Regions from separate parts of the Homo sapiens genome. Here region 2 is linked to region 1. A link is a contact called in ENCODE Hi-C or POLR2A ChIA-PET data. All regions are on one chromosome and are shown on one strand. Each heading gives the region's core, a stretch centred on a gene start or an enhancer-like site at or near the end of the contact. The rest is flanking DNA. Distances are from core to core; before and after follow the strand shown. Region 1 overlaps YY1-DT (YY1 divergent transcript). Region 2 holds the start of BRF1 (BRF1 general transcription factor IIIB subunit).

The links. Hi-C counts contacts between places; a loop is a spot of excess contacts on that map. ChIA-PET counts read pairs that join two places held with the same protein, here RNA polymerase II (POLR2A). Pooled maps may share reads with other maps.
Region 2: a loop to region 1 is called in a pooled map, with 2.7 times the contacts of the local background. The contact joins the promoter of BRF1 here to the enhancer-like site in region 1. A Hi-C loop is called at or near these places in 2 of 50 pooled maps. POLR2A ChIA-PET finds 5 or more read pairs at or near these places in 4 of 52 experiments (A549, OCI-LY7, PC-9 and 1 more).

The regions. Positions count from the first base shown.
Region 1 is chr14:100,217,667-100,223,257 of GRCh38, reverse strand. All of the region lies in intron 1 of YY1-DT (YY1 divergent transcript), which reads left to right. Among named protein-coding and RNA genes, the nearest start is that of YY1-DT, 18 kb to the left of the region's middle. RefSeq lists a silencer at 1-46 and an enhancer at 4,847-5,348. Within about 2 kb of position 1,582, at least 29 of the 41 ENCODE cell types and tissues checked have a DNase peak (open chromatin) inside an H3K27ac peak, as active enhancers do; they include OCI-LY7, where a contact is called at or near this core.
Region 2 is chr14:105,298,116-105,304,160 of GRCh38, reverse strand. It overlaps BRF1 (BRF1 general transcription factor IIIB subunit), which reads left to right and starts at 3,160. Exons shown (of 18, transcript NM_001519.4): 1 at 3,160-3,715. The coding sequence starts at 3,532. It also overlaps the pseudogene LOC124903409 and a transcript of PACS2 not described here. RefSeq lists silencers at 2,479-2,848, 3,079-3,488 and an enhancer at 4,339-4,418.

The DNA.
Region 1 (5,591 bases), core at 333-2,832:
TCCCACCCCCTCCTCCCTTTTAATAGAGGCACTGTGTGTATTTCACACTTGTTCTGTTTATTGGCGATGGCTTTCTATGTTATTAATAGAGCCAGTGGCCAGCAGATGCATTGTGCTTTGGGGCTTTCTTTTCCCCCTTGAAAAATTCCAGCCTAAGTTATTTTTCAGTGAGTAAACAGGCTTTAATTGATTTCTCTCCCTGTGGGTCAGTGATCTATAGAGAAGCACTGCCCCCCGGTCCCCTTGAACCACAGGGCTGGAAAAGGCCAGAGCCTCTGGAGCTCTGCATGGGCCCCCACAGCTGGACCCCTAGCCTGCCCTCGCATCCTGTCTTCCTTCCTTCCTTCCCTCCCCCCATCCACCCACTGTATAAATCAGAGCCCTGGGGGCCAGCCTGCGTCTCCACACCTACTCCACCGACAAGCCAGGTCTCCCCGGTGTTTCTCCTTCTCCCCTCTTGGGTGCTGGGAATGGGATGGGCTAGGCCTCCTCTTTGGCATTTCCTCTGGGTCTGCAGACTGGCAAGGTAAAAACTGTTTCTCAAACTCTCTGGGAACTGGGGTCCTGGAAGAAGACTGGGCTTCTTCAATCAGATGTTCCGTTTGGGAAGGCTGAAGTCAGGTGGATTAATAGTCTTCCCCCTATTTTGTTTTCTGGCAAGTTCATGGAGACGGAGCTCATTCCGTGTCTGCGCCTCGGTTTGTGGGCGCCAGGAGGAAGTTGTTGCAGGAGTGGTCACATTGTTTTCTGAACCCCTGGTCACCCCGCAGCTGCACACTCTTGAACTCAGTAATGCTAGTGGAGGCCCCCTGATCCCACCTTCCTGACTTGGCTCTTTTTGGTGGGTCAGCCATTCCCGGATCCCCAGCCCATTGTTTTCAGCCTATCCCATAAGCTCCTAATTCCCTGTATTAACCCTTGTCAGTTTAAATACTGAGAGTAATTTCCTACACTTCCCACATCAGACCTGCACCCCAAGCCCCACCCCTGGGGCTCCCCTGTGGCCTTCCAGCTTCCGCTCATCACTCACCCCCACAGCCCATGGCATTTTAAAGACAAATCTAATCATGGAATTCCCTTGCTGAGAACCCTTCAAAAGACAGTTTTACTGAAAAGGAAATGCAAACCCCCGACCAAGGCTTAAGGCGTAGCTCCTCCCCTGCCTGCTTCAACTCCTGTCGTATGCCCCTCGCACAGGCCAGATTCCTCAAACACACCACACTCCTCCTTCCTCATTGCCTTAGCACATGTGGTTCCCTCTGCCTGGAATGCTTTTCCCTTGCTCTCCTGTTTCTTTGCTCTGCTAGTTCCTCTTCTCCAGGTCTCAGCTTAAATATCTCCGCTGCAAAGATCCTCTGCTTACCGCGAGCCGGGCAGCTCCACCCTCCCCAATATTCCTTCTCCCTCACCCCATCTGTGTTTTCATAGCAGCGCAGTTTGCAGTTCTGTGCTGGTTTGGGTGCTTGGTTATCTCTCCCTGTTGATTGTGTCGGTTGCTACTTGATTCCACTGCTGCTTACAAAGAGCGGCTCAATCAATGCTCCTGAAGTGAAAGCCTGCCGAGGCAGTGAGGCCACGCCCAGTTAAGAGCAGCCTTTGGGGCTGCGGTTGTTAGCAAAGAGCTAGTATCGCAAGCCTTACACAGAGAGGTGCTCAATATCTGAACTGGATTGAAAGTCACTTCCCCTCTGGGAGCCTCTGTTGTTCCAGTTCCCAAAACTCAAGGGCCCTGGTTGTCCCGAGAGGAGAACCAACTTCCTGCTGTAAATTCAGCCTGTATTTTACACATTGCATATGCTTGGGCTTGGTTTAAACTGTCCAGCCTGCTTTAAACCAAGTTACAAGGGTCAGGTCCTACAAACAACCAAAAGAACTCCTTAGCAGAATGGGGCCTGGGTCATGGATGTAACTCTGTCCTAAGGGCAGATTTATGGGCCTACCTTGGGGGCAAAGTAACAACTCAGCCTTAAATCATAAAAGCTGTGAAAGCAGTAAGGCTGCTTCTGGAGTGGGCGACTTTCTCGGAAGCTCCATGGTGATGGTGAGCCGCTTGGACGAGCTGGAAGAGGTCAGGGCAGATGTGAGGGAGCCAACTTCCTGGGGCACCTACTGGGCAGCAGCCTCGAGTGTCAGCTATCCTGTGTCTGCCTGTATTTTATTATTTATTTATTTATTTATTTTTGAGACGGAGTCTTGCTCTGTCGCCCAGGCTGGAGTGCAGTGGTGCGATCTTGGCTCACTGCAAGCTCTGCTTCCCGGGTTCACACCATTCTCCTGCCTCAGCCTCCTGAGTAGCTGGGACCACAGGTGCCCGCCACCATGCCCAGCTGTTTTGTTTGTTTGTTTGTTTGTTTATATTTTTAGTAGAGACGGGGTTTCACCGTATTAGCCAGGATGGTCTCGATATCCTGACCTCGTGATCCGCCCACCTCAGCCTCCCAAAGTGCTGGGATTACAGGCGTGAGCCACTGCGCCCGGCCTATTTTTTATTTCTCAACAGTCATGGTCTCACTCTGTCTCCCAGGCTGGAGCGCAGTGGCACAATCATGGCTTACTGCAGCCTAGTACTCCTGGGTTCAAGTGATCCTCCCACCTCAGCCTCTTTAGCAGCTGGGACAACAGGTGCACACCACCACCATGCCTGGCTAATTTTTTTTTTTAAATATTTCTGTAGGCCGGGCATGGTGGCTCACGCCTATAATCCCAGCCCTTTGGGAAGCCGAGGTGGCTTGAGGTCAGGAGTTTGAGAGCATCCTGGCCAACATAGCGAAATCCCATCTCTACTAAAAGTACAAAAATTAGCCAGGAGTGGTGGCACATGTCTGTGATTCCAGCTACTCGGGAGGCTGAGGCATGAGAATCACTTGAACCTGGGAGGTGGAGGTTGCAGTCAGCCGAGATCACGCCACCGCACTCCAGCCTGGGCAACAGAGCAAGACTCTTTCTCTAAATAAATAAATAAATAAATAAATAAATAAATACAGATATGCCATGATTGTGCCACTGCTCTCCAGCCTGGGTGACAAGAGTGAGACCGTGATTTGAAAATATACATATACATTTTTTTTTAAGAGGCAGGATCCTGGCCGGACACGGTGGCTCATGCCTGTAATCCCAGCACTTTGGGATGCCGAGGTGGGTGAATCACAAGGTCAGGAGTTTGAGACCAGCCTGGCCAACATGGTGAAACCCTGTCTCTACTAAAAATACAGCAATTAGCTGGGCATGGTCGTGGGCGCCTGTAGTCCCAGCTACTCCAGAGTCTCCAGCAGGAGAATTGCTTGAACCCGGGAGGTGGAGGTTGCAGTGAGCCGAGATTGCACCACTGCAAGAGATCGCACCAGCCTGGGCGACAGAGCGAGACTCCATCTCAAAAAAAAAAAAAAGAAAAAAAAAAAGGCAGGATCCTGCTGTATTGCCCAGGGTAGTCTCAAACTCCTGGGCTCAAGGGATCCTCCCACTTAGGCTTCCCAAAGTGCTTGGATAACAGGAGTGAGCTATCATGCCCAGCCCTGTGTCTGCCTTTAAAATGACCTTAGACTTCGCAAAACACAGGAGTTAACTGGGACAAAGAGGTATGAAGAAAAGGAAACTGATACCACAAGGAGAAGAGAACACAAGGCCCAGCAGTCTGGGCTTGTATTAGCTCATGGCCTTGCATAGCATTGGGCCCTGTGCCTAGAGCCTGAGATGACTTCACCTTTGGGGGAGTGAGAGCTCTGAATCTGGCGGTGCTTTGACATTTTAACAAACTGGCAACAGTGGTGCCCCTTGTGTCTTCCCAGCACCTGCCCCCTTCAGCTCAAATTCCTTGCTTCAGTTACTGCATCTGAAATGATGTCCGAGCTGGAAATGAATAGAAAGAACACAGAACTGCTCCTGCTTCAGTCCTCACTCTTACTAGCTGTGTGACCTTGGACAAGTGACCTAACCTCTCTGAGCCCCAGCAGAGAAGCAGGCCTGGCTTTCAAGGTGATTGTGAGAATGAAGTTAGGTGGTACATATAAAGAAACTTAGCTTGGTGCCTTCTTCCTGGTATATCCTAAGTGTGTTTCCATGAAGAGCACTGGGACGTTGCTATGGAAGCACAGAGCAGAGGAGGGGTGAGCACTGGCCAAAAATCAGGAGACCCGAATTCTACTCACCATGCTACCAATGCAGTGTGACCTTGGGTACATCCCCTCTGGGTTGAAATAGATTTGTATGTATGAAAAGTGCCCTAAAAAGTCACAACTGGGCTGGGTGTGGTGGCTCACGCCTGTAATCCCAGCACTTTGGGAGGCCAAGGTGGACAGATCACTTGAGGTCAGGAGTTCATGACCAGCCTGGCCAACATGGTAAAACCCCATCTCTACTAAAAATACAAAAATAATTAGCTGGGGCTTAGTGGCGCACACCTGTAATCCCAGCTACTCCGGGCGGCTGAGGTGGGAGAATTGCTTGAACCTAGAAGGCAGAGGTTGCGGTGAGCCAAGATCACACCACTGCACCCCAGCCTGGGCGACAGAGTGAGACTCCGTCTCAAAAAAACAAAGTCACAACAAAAAGGGCCCATTTCTGCCAGCTTCCACGTGGGCTTTTATAATAGTTTACAGGAGCTCACTGGGTGCGCCCAGGACCAGGGTGGGGAGACTGAAGCCTGTGGAGCAGGCCACGGCAGGACCAGGCAGGGCCTCCCACGTGCTGTCCTGCAGGACCTCGCTCACTGAAGACGCCATCAGTCAGGCCATCATCAGTTTGCCCAGAAGCTTGTGAGCACCAGCAGACAGGGCCACCTCTCTTTTACCCTGTGCCTTGCTAGAATCAGCCGGGGCTAGGAAAACAGCGGTTGATACAAACAGACATGAGTGGCAGCGGGTGGGCACTGAAGCCAGGCTTCTAGCCCAGGCCCAGCAGGTTCTGTGAGCAGGTGCTGTGCTGTTGACCAGTGCCATTCCTGTTCCAATGAGGCATCGAAGCTGGCACAGGGGGCTTTGCTGGGCTGCAACAGGTGTTCAGGATGGGGCTCAGAGGTTGGCACTTGGCAAGCAGAAGGGGCACGGGCTGGCCAGTAGAACAGCGCTGGGGTGCACGAGGCAAGAGGTAGAGATAAGTCACTGAGAAGGGCAGAAGTGGGGGGACCTGTTTCCAAAGCACTAAGGCTGGTGGCCAGAGCCCTGCCGGCTGCATCAAGTCAGGAGAGTGTGCTCCTGGAAGCATGGGCAAGCGGGGGAGACTCAACCTTAGTTCTGAGTCCAGAAATAAAATGGCCCTCTATTACACAGTTATCTTTGACTCCTCAAGCCCCTCTTGCTTTCACATTGAGTCACTAAATGCTGTCCTTTTTCTGATAGTCTCTACATTTTATTCCTTTGCTTTCAATTTGGTGAGAAAGGTATACATACAGAAGTGTATACAAAAACTGTGCAAAGAAGTTAGAGAATAATTGTATCATGAACCAGCACCCAGGTAAAGATATAAACACAGCCAGCATCCCAGAGGCTGTGCCCCAGCCTGACCATGACCGTTCCTTCTCCCTACAGGTCCTAGTGCAGTTTTGTGATGTGATACAGCCTTGCATTTCTTTATTGCTTTGCACCATTGGGGTTTTA
Region 2 (6,045 bases), core at 1,911-4,410, 5.1 Mb before region 1:
CCCTCTGCTCCTCTGGCCAATCCTGTCCTGTACAGCCTGACTGTCCTGTACTGCCTGACTGTCCTGCACCGCTGTGGCCTGGGAGGCATGCTGCCCCTTGCACCTGCAGGCACCTCACAGGCTTTGGTGAGGGAGCACACGAAATAACCCCTCTAGTCTGTCAGGTGAGAGCAAGGATCCAGTGGCCACATGGCCTCAGATTGGATTCTGGCTTTGTTACCTACTGGCTATGAGATTTGGGGCTGTCACCCCTCACATCCTCAAGGGCTCCCTCCATAAAATGGAGACAACAGTGTCTGCAAGCTAGTGTTGCCATAAGGATGAAATGTCATCATGGACAGAGAGCATTTTGCATAGAGATCAATAATACATATTTGAAAAATCCCCAACATTTAGAAACAAAACAATACACTTCCTAATAACCCTTGGATCCGGGAGGAAATTAAGAGTGGAGACAATCTTGAGCTGAATGAAAATGAAAACACAGCACATTGAAATGTGCAGGATTCAGCTAAAGTGGTAATTACAGGGAGAATTATAGCAATAAAATGCCTATTTATAAAGGAAAAGAGATCTTAAATCAATGATTTCATCTTTCACCTTAAAAAACTAGGAAAAGGCCAGGCGCGATGGCTCACGCCCATAGTCCCAGCACTTTGGGAGGGCGAGACAGGTGGATCACGAGGTCAGGAGATCAAGACCATCCTGGCTAACACAGTGAAACCCTGTCTCTACTAAAAATACAAAAAATTAGCCAGGCATGGTGGTGGGCACCTGTAGTCCCAGCTACTTGGGAGGCTGAGGCAGGAGAATGGCATGAACCCGGGAGGTGGAGGTTACAGTGAGCCAAGATCGCACCACTGCATTCCAGCCTGGGTGACAGAGCGAGACTCCACCTCAAAAAACAAAACAAAACAAAAACTAGAAAAAGGGGCCGGGTGCATTGGCTCACGTGTAGAATCTCAACACTTTGGGAGACCAAGACAGGTGGATCACTTGAGGTCAGGAGTTTGGGACCAGCCTAGCCAACATGGTGAAACCCCATCTCTACTAAAAATACAAAAATTAGCTGGGCGTGGTGGCACATGCCTGTAATTCCAGCTACTTGGGAGGCTGAAGTGACAGAATCACTTGAACCTGGGAGGTGGAAGTTGCAGTGAGCTGAGATGGCACCACTGAACTCCAGCCTGGGTGTTCTCTATCTCAAAAAAAAAAAAGAACTAGAGAAAGGGCGGGGAGCAGTGGCTCATGCCTGTAATCCCAGCACTTTGGGAGGACAGGGCGGGGAGCAGTGGCTCATGCCTGTAATCCCAGCACTTTGGGAAGACAAGGCGGGTGGCTCACTTGAGCCCAGGAGTTCCAGACCAGCCTGGGCAAATGAGGCAAAAACCCATCTCTACAAAAAATATTATCTGGGTGTGGTGGCACATGCCTGTAGTTCCAGCTACTCGGGAGGCTGAGGTGGGAGGATCACCTGAGCCCAGGAGGTAGAGTCTGCAGTGAGGCTTGATTATGCTACTGCACTCCACCTTGGGTGACAGAATGAGACACTATCTCAATTTTTAAAAAATGAAGAAACTAGAAAAAGGGAACACATTGAACCAAATTAAGTGGAAAGAAGGATCTAACAAAAATGAGAGCAGAAATTAATGAAATAGGGCCATGCACGGTGGCTCATGCCTGTAATCCCAGCACTTTGGGAGGCTGAAGTGGGCGGATCACCTGAGGTCGGGAGTTCAAGACTGGCCTGACCAACATGGAGAAACCCCGTCTCTACTAAAAATACAAAATTAGCCAGGTGTGGTGGTGCATACCTGTAATCCCAGCTACTCGGGAGGCTGAGAGAGGAGAATCGCTTAAACCCAGGAGGCAGAGGTTGCAGTGAGCCGATATCTCACCACTGCACTCCAGCCTGGGCAACAGAGCAGAGACTCCGTCTCAAAAAAAAAAAAAAAAGAAAGAAAAAAAAGAGGGTGGGGTCTTCCGCATTTCCTTTTTTCTCTTTTTTTTTTTTGAGACAGAGTTTCACTCTTGTCACCCGTCACCCAGGCTGGAGTGCAATGGCGGGATCTCAGCTCACTGCAACCTCCACCTCTCAGGTTCAAGTGGTTCTCCTGTCTCAGACTCGCGAGTAGCTGGGATTACAGGCGCCCACCACCAAGCCTGGCTAATTTTTTTGTATTTTTAGTGGAGACGGGGTTTCGCCATGTTGGCCAGGCTGGTCTCGAACTCCTCACCTTACGTGATCCGCCTGCCTTGGCCTCCCAAAGTGCTGGGATTACAAGCGTGAGCCACTACGCCTGGTTACGCATTTCTTTTTAGGCTCATTCCTGGGTATGTCACCGGCCCTATGGCGATTGTGAACAGCACCTGCAGATATTTGAGGGCGTGCGCAGCCAGGGTTCCCGCTCTGGGCAGGGGGCACAGCGAGGTGACTCACGGGTAACCACAGGTGGCCACGAATGACTGCTAGAAAGTGGGAATTTTAGGGGAACAGAAAACGGAGAATAGCGGGGCGCACGGGGAGGCTCTGGAACCTGGGCGAGCGGAGCGGCGGACGCCGCAAATGCGGAGGGCGGGGCAGGGTGGCCCCTGGCGGGTGTCTCCACCTCTGCGGCCAGGCCCCCCAGCGCAGCTGCCCTGGCCCCGCCCACCACTCCCAGAGCCCGGGGTTGGGTCCCAGGTCGCCCTCAGGAGCCAAGGCCCCGCCCACCACGCTCGGCCCCCTCGCCTCAAGCCCCGCCCACAGTTCGGGTCCAGACCCAGGCTCCGCCCCCTTCCCCCGCCCACAGCTCCAGTTCCCTTCGCAGGCCGTCTCTCCACGGGAGGCCCCGCCCCCCACCCTCAGCCCCGCATCCGGCTGAGTCCTCACCCCAGGCCTCGCTCGCCGCTGGAGACCGCGCTCACTATCCGAGGAGGACCCTCCTCTGCCCCGCGTCCAGCTTTAGTCCCCGACTGCGTTCATCGCCAAGGGCCCGCCCACTGCCTTAGGTCGCGTCGCCAGCCTTGGGTCCCGTCGCCAGCCTTGGGTCCCGTCCCCGGCTGCACTCACCGCGAGGCCCCACCCTTAGCTCTAGTCCCCGGTGTCGCCCACCGACGAGGCCCCGCCCCAAACTCCAGTCCCGGGCTGCGCTCACCGCCGTGGCCCCGCCCCCAAGCGCCAGTCCTCGGCTGCGCTCACCGGTAGGCCCCGCTCGGGTTCCGCCGAAGCCCAGCCCCCGCAGGTCGCCCCTCCGACGCCGGCGCGCCGCAAGGGAGGCCAGCTCGCTCGCAGTGGGGAGGTCGCGGCTCCAGTCCTCGCGTCCCCGCCGTGGTCCCGGTGCCTGTCCCATCCCGCGGGCGCGGCCGTTGCGGGCGGCGCGGCCCGGGCGCGCGCGGCGAATCTGCGGCTGCGAATCGGCTGGAGCGGGGCCTCGCGAGAGCGGCGAGGCCTGGGCGGCTGGGCCTGGGCGGGCGGCGCGGGCTGCTCCGGAGGCTCGGGTGGCTTGAGAGTCTTGGGAGGCTCCGGGCGCTGCCCGCGCGGTCGCCGGCATGACGGGCCGCGTGTGCCGCGGTTGCGGCGGCACGGACATCGAGCTGGACGCGGCGCGCGGGGACGCGGTGTGCACCGCCTGCGGCTCAGTGCTGGAGGACAACATCATCGTGTCCGAGGTGCAGTTCGTGGAGAGCAGCGGCGGCGGCTCCTCGGCCGTGGGCCAGTTCGTGTCCCTGGACGGTGAGTCCCGCGGGCTGGCGCTGCGCGGATTTCTCGGTGCGGCTTAGGCGGGCTGGAGGCGGTGACGGCGCGGCCGGGACCAGCGCCTCGGTACCGCACGCTCTGTCGGGGCGCGCGGTTCTGCGCCGTCTGGGCGCGAGTGTGGATCCCCTTGGCGAGAATGTAGACCTTCTTCGCGCGCCTGTGGACCCCCGTGGCGTGCGTGGACTTCCTCGACACACGCGTGGGCCAGGGCAGCCAGCACAGGGAGGGTTGAAGAGAGCCTGGGGAGCCCAGAAGGCCCCTCAAGCTGCCCCTCACTGTCACTCTCTGTGCCTGCAGTTTTGTTTTCAGCAATGTCTGGTACTTAGAATCCGATTGCTGCTGCCCTTGGCCTTGGTGGTTACCGGGCGGATGCCCTAGGGCCACTCAGGCTGCTGCAGGCCTCGGAGGGGACGTTTCAGTGATGGGCAGTATTGCGGGCTGGGGATGGACCCCAGCCTGTGGAAGGAGCTGGACTGTGGCCAGTTTCAGGTGGTTGTGAATAGAGCTGCTAAAAGGATTCATTTGCAGCTCTCTGTGTGAACATACGTTTTCATTTCTCTGGGGAACTTAGCTGTATGTGTAACTCTATGGGAAACTGTCATGAACTGTTTTGTGATGTGGCTGTGCCATTATGCATTCTCACCAGTTGCCCCACATCTTCACCAGCACTTGGTGTTGTCGATGTTTTTATTTCGGTTGTTCTAACAGGTGTGTGGCATCTCATCATAGTGGTATTCTGTATTTCTCTACTGGCTAGTGATGTTCAACCTTATTAGGGTGCTTATTTGCCATGCCCGAATCCTCTTTGTTGAAATGTGTGCTCAAGTCTTATTTTTTTATTTATCTCGAGACAGGATCTCACTCTGTGGCCCAGGCTGGTGTGCAATGGCCCAGTCATGGCTCTCTGCAGCCTTGAACTCCTAGGCTCAGGCAATTCTCCTGCCTCAACCTCCTGAGTAGCTGAGACTACAGGTGCATGCCACCATGCTGTGATCATTTATTTTATTTTATTTTTAGTAGAGACAAGGTCTCTATGTTGCCCAGGCTGGTCTCAAACTCCTGGGCTCAAGTGATACTCCAGCCTTGGCCTCCCGAATTGCTGGGATTACAGCGTGAGCCACCACACCCTGACTCTCATTTTTTATTTGGGTTGTTTTCTTATTGTTGAGTTTTGGGAGTTCTTTGTGGATTGTAGTTACAAGCCCTTTGTTGTATATGTGATTTTCAAAGCAGAAGTTTTTTTTCTTTTGAGATGGAGTCTTGCTCTGTTGCCCAGGCTGGAGTGCAGTGGCTCGATCTCGGCTCACTGCAAGCTCTGCCTCCCAGGCTCACGCCATTCTCCTGCCTCAGCCTCCCGAGTAGCTGGGACTACAGGAGCCCACTACCATGCCCGGCTAATTTTTTTTGTATTTTTTAGTGGAGACGGGGTTTCACTGTGATAGCCAGGATGGTCTCGATCTCCTGACCTCGTGATCCGCCTACCTCGGCCTCCCAAAGTGCTGGGATTACAGGCGTGAGCCACTGCGCACGGCCTCAAAGCAGAAGTTTTAACTTTTTTTTTTTTTTTGAGACAGAATCTTGCTCTGTGGCCCAGGCTGGAGTGCAGTGGCACAATCTCGTTTCACTGCAACCTCTGCCTCCCAGGTTCAAGTGATTCTCGTGCCTCAGCCTCCCAAGTACCTGGGATTACAGGCGTGCGCCACCTCACTTGGCTAATTTTTGTATTTTTAGTAGAGACAGGGTTTCACCCTGTTCGTCAGGCTGGTCTTGAACACCTGACCTCAAGTGATCCGCCTGCCTCAGCCTCCCAAAGTGCTGGGATTACAGGCGCGAGCCACCGCACCTGGCCTAAATCTGTGGTCCATCTATGTTTTGTATAAGGTGTGCTTTGTAGGCTGAGGCTCATTGTTTATCTGGAGGTCCCCTTGTTTCAACACCGTTTGTTGAAAGACTGAAGGCCTTTGCTCCCTCGGCTGTGCTCACTGGGCCCCGTCCGTGCAGGTCTGTCTCTGGGCCTTGTGTCCTGCCCTGTTGATCAGGTGCCGTTTTCCTTTGTCAGCATCACACGCTTTTTTACTATACCTGTTATATTGTCCTGAAATCAGATATTGTGAGTCCCTCAACCTTTGTTCTTCCTTTTCAAAGTTGTTGTGGCTATTAATTTCCCTTTCTCTTTTTAATTTTAGAGTAAGTTTGTGCATCTCTGCAGGTCACATATTCTTACCTGAAATGCTTGGGACCAGAAGTGTTTTGGATACCAGAGTTTTCTGATTTTGGAATATCTGCATTATAATTACTGGTTAAGC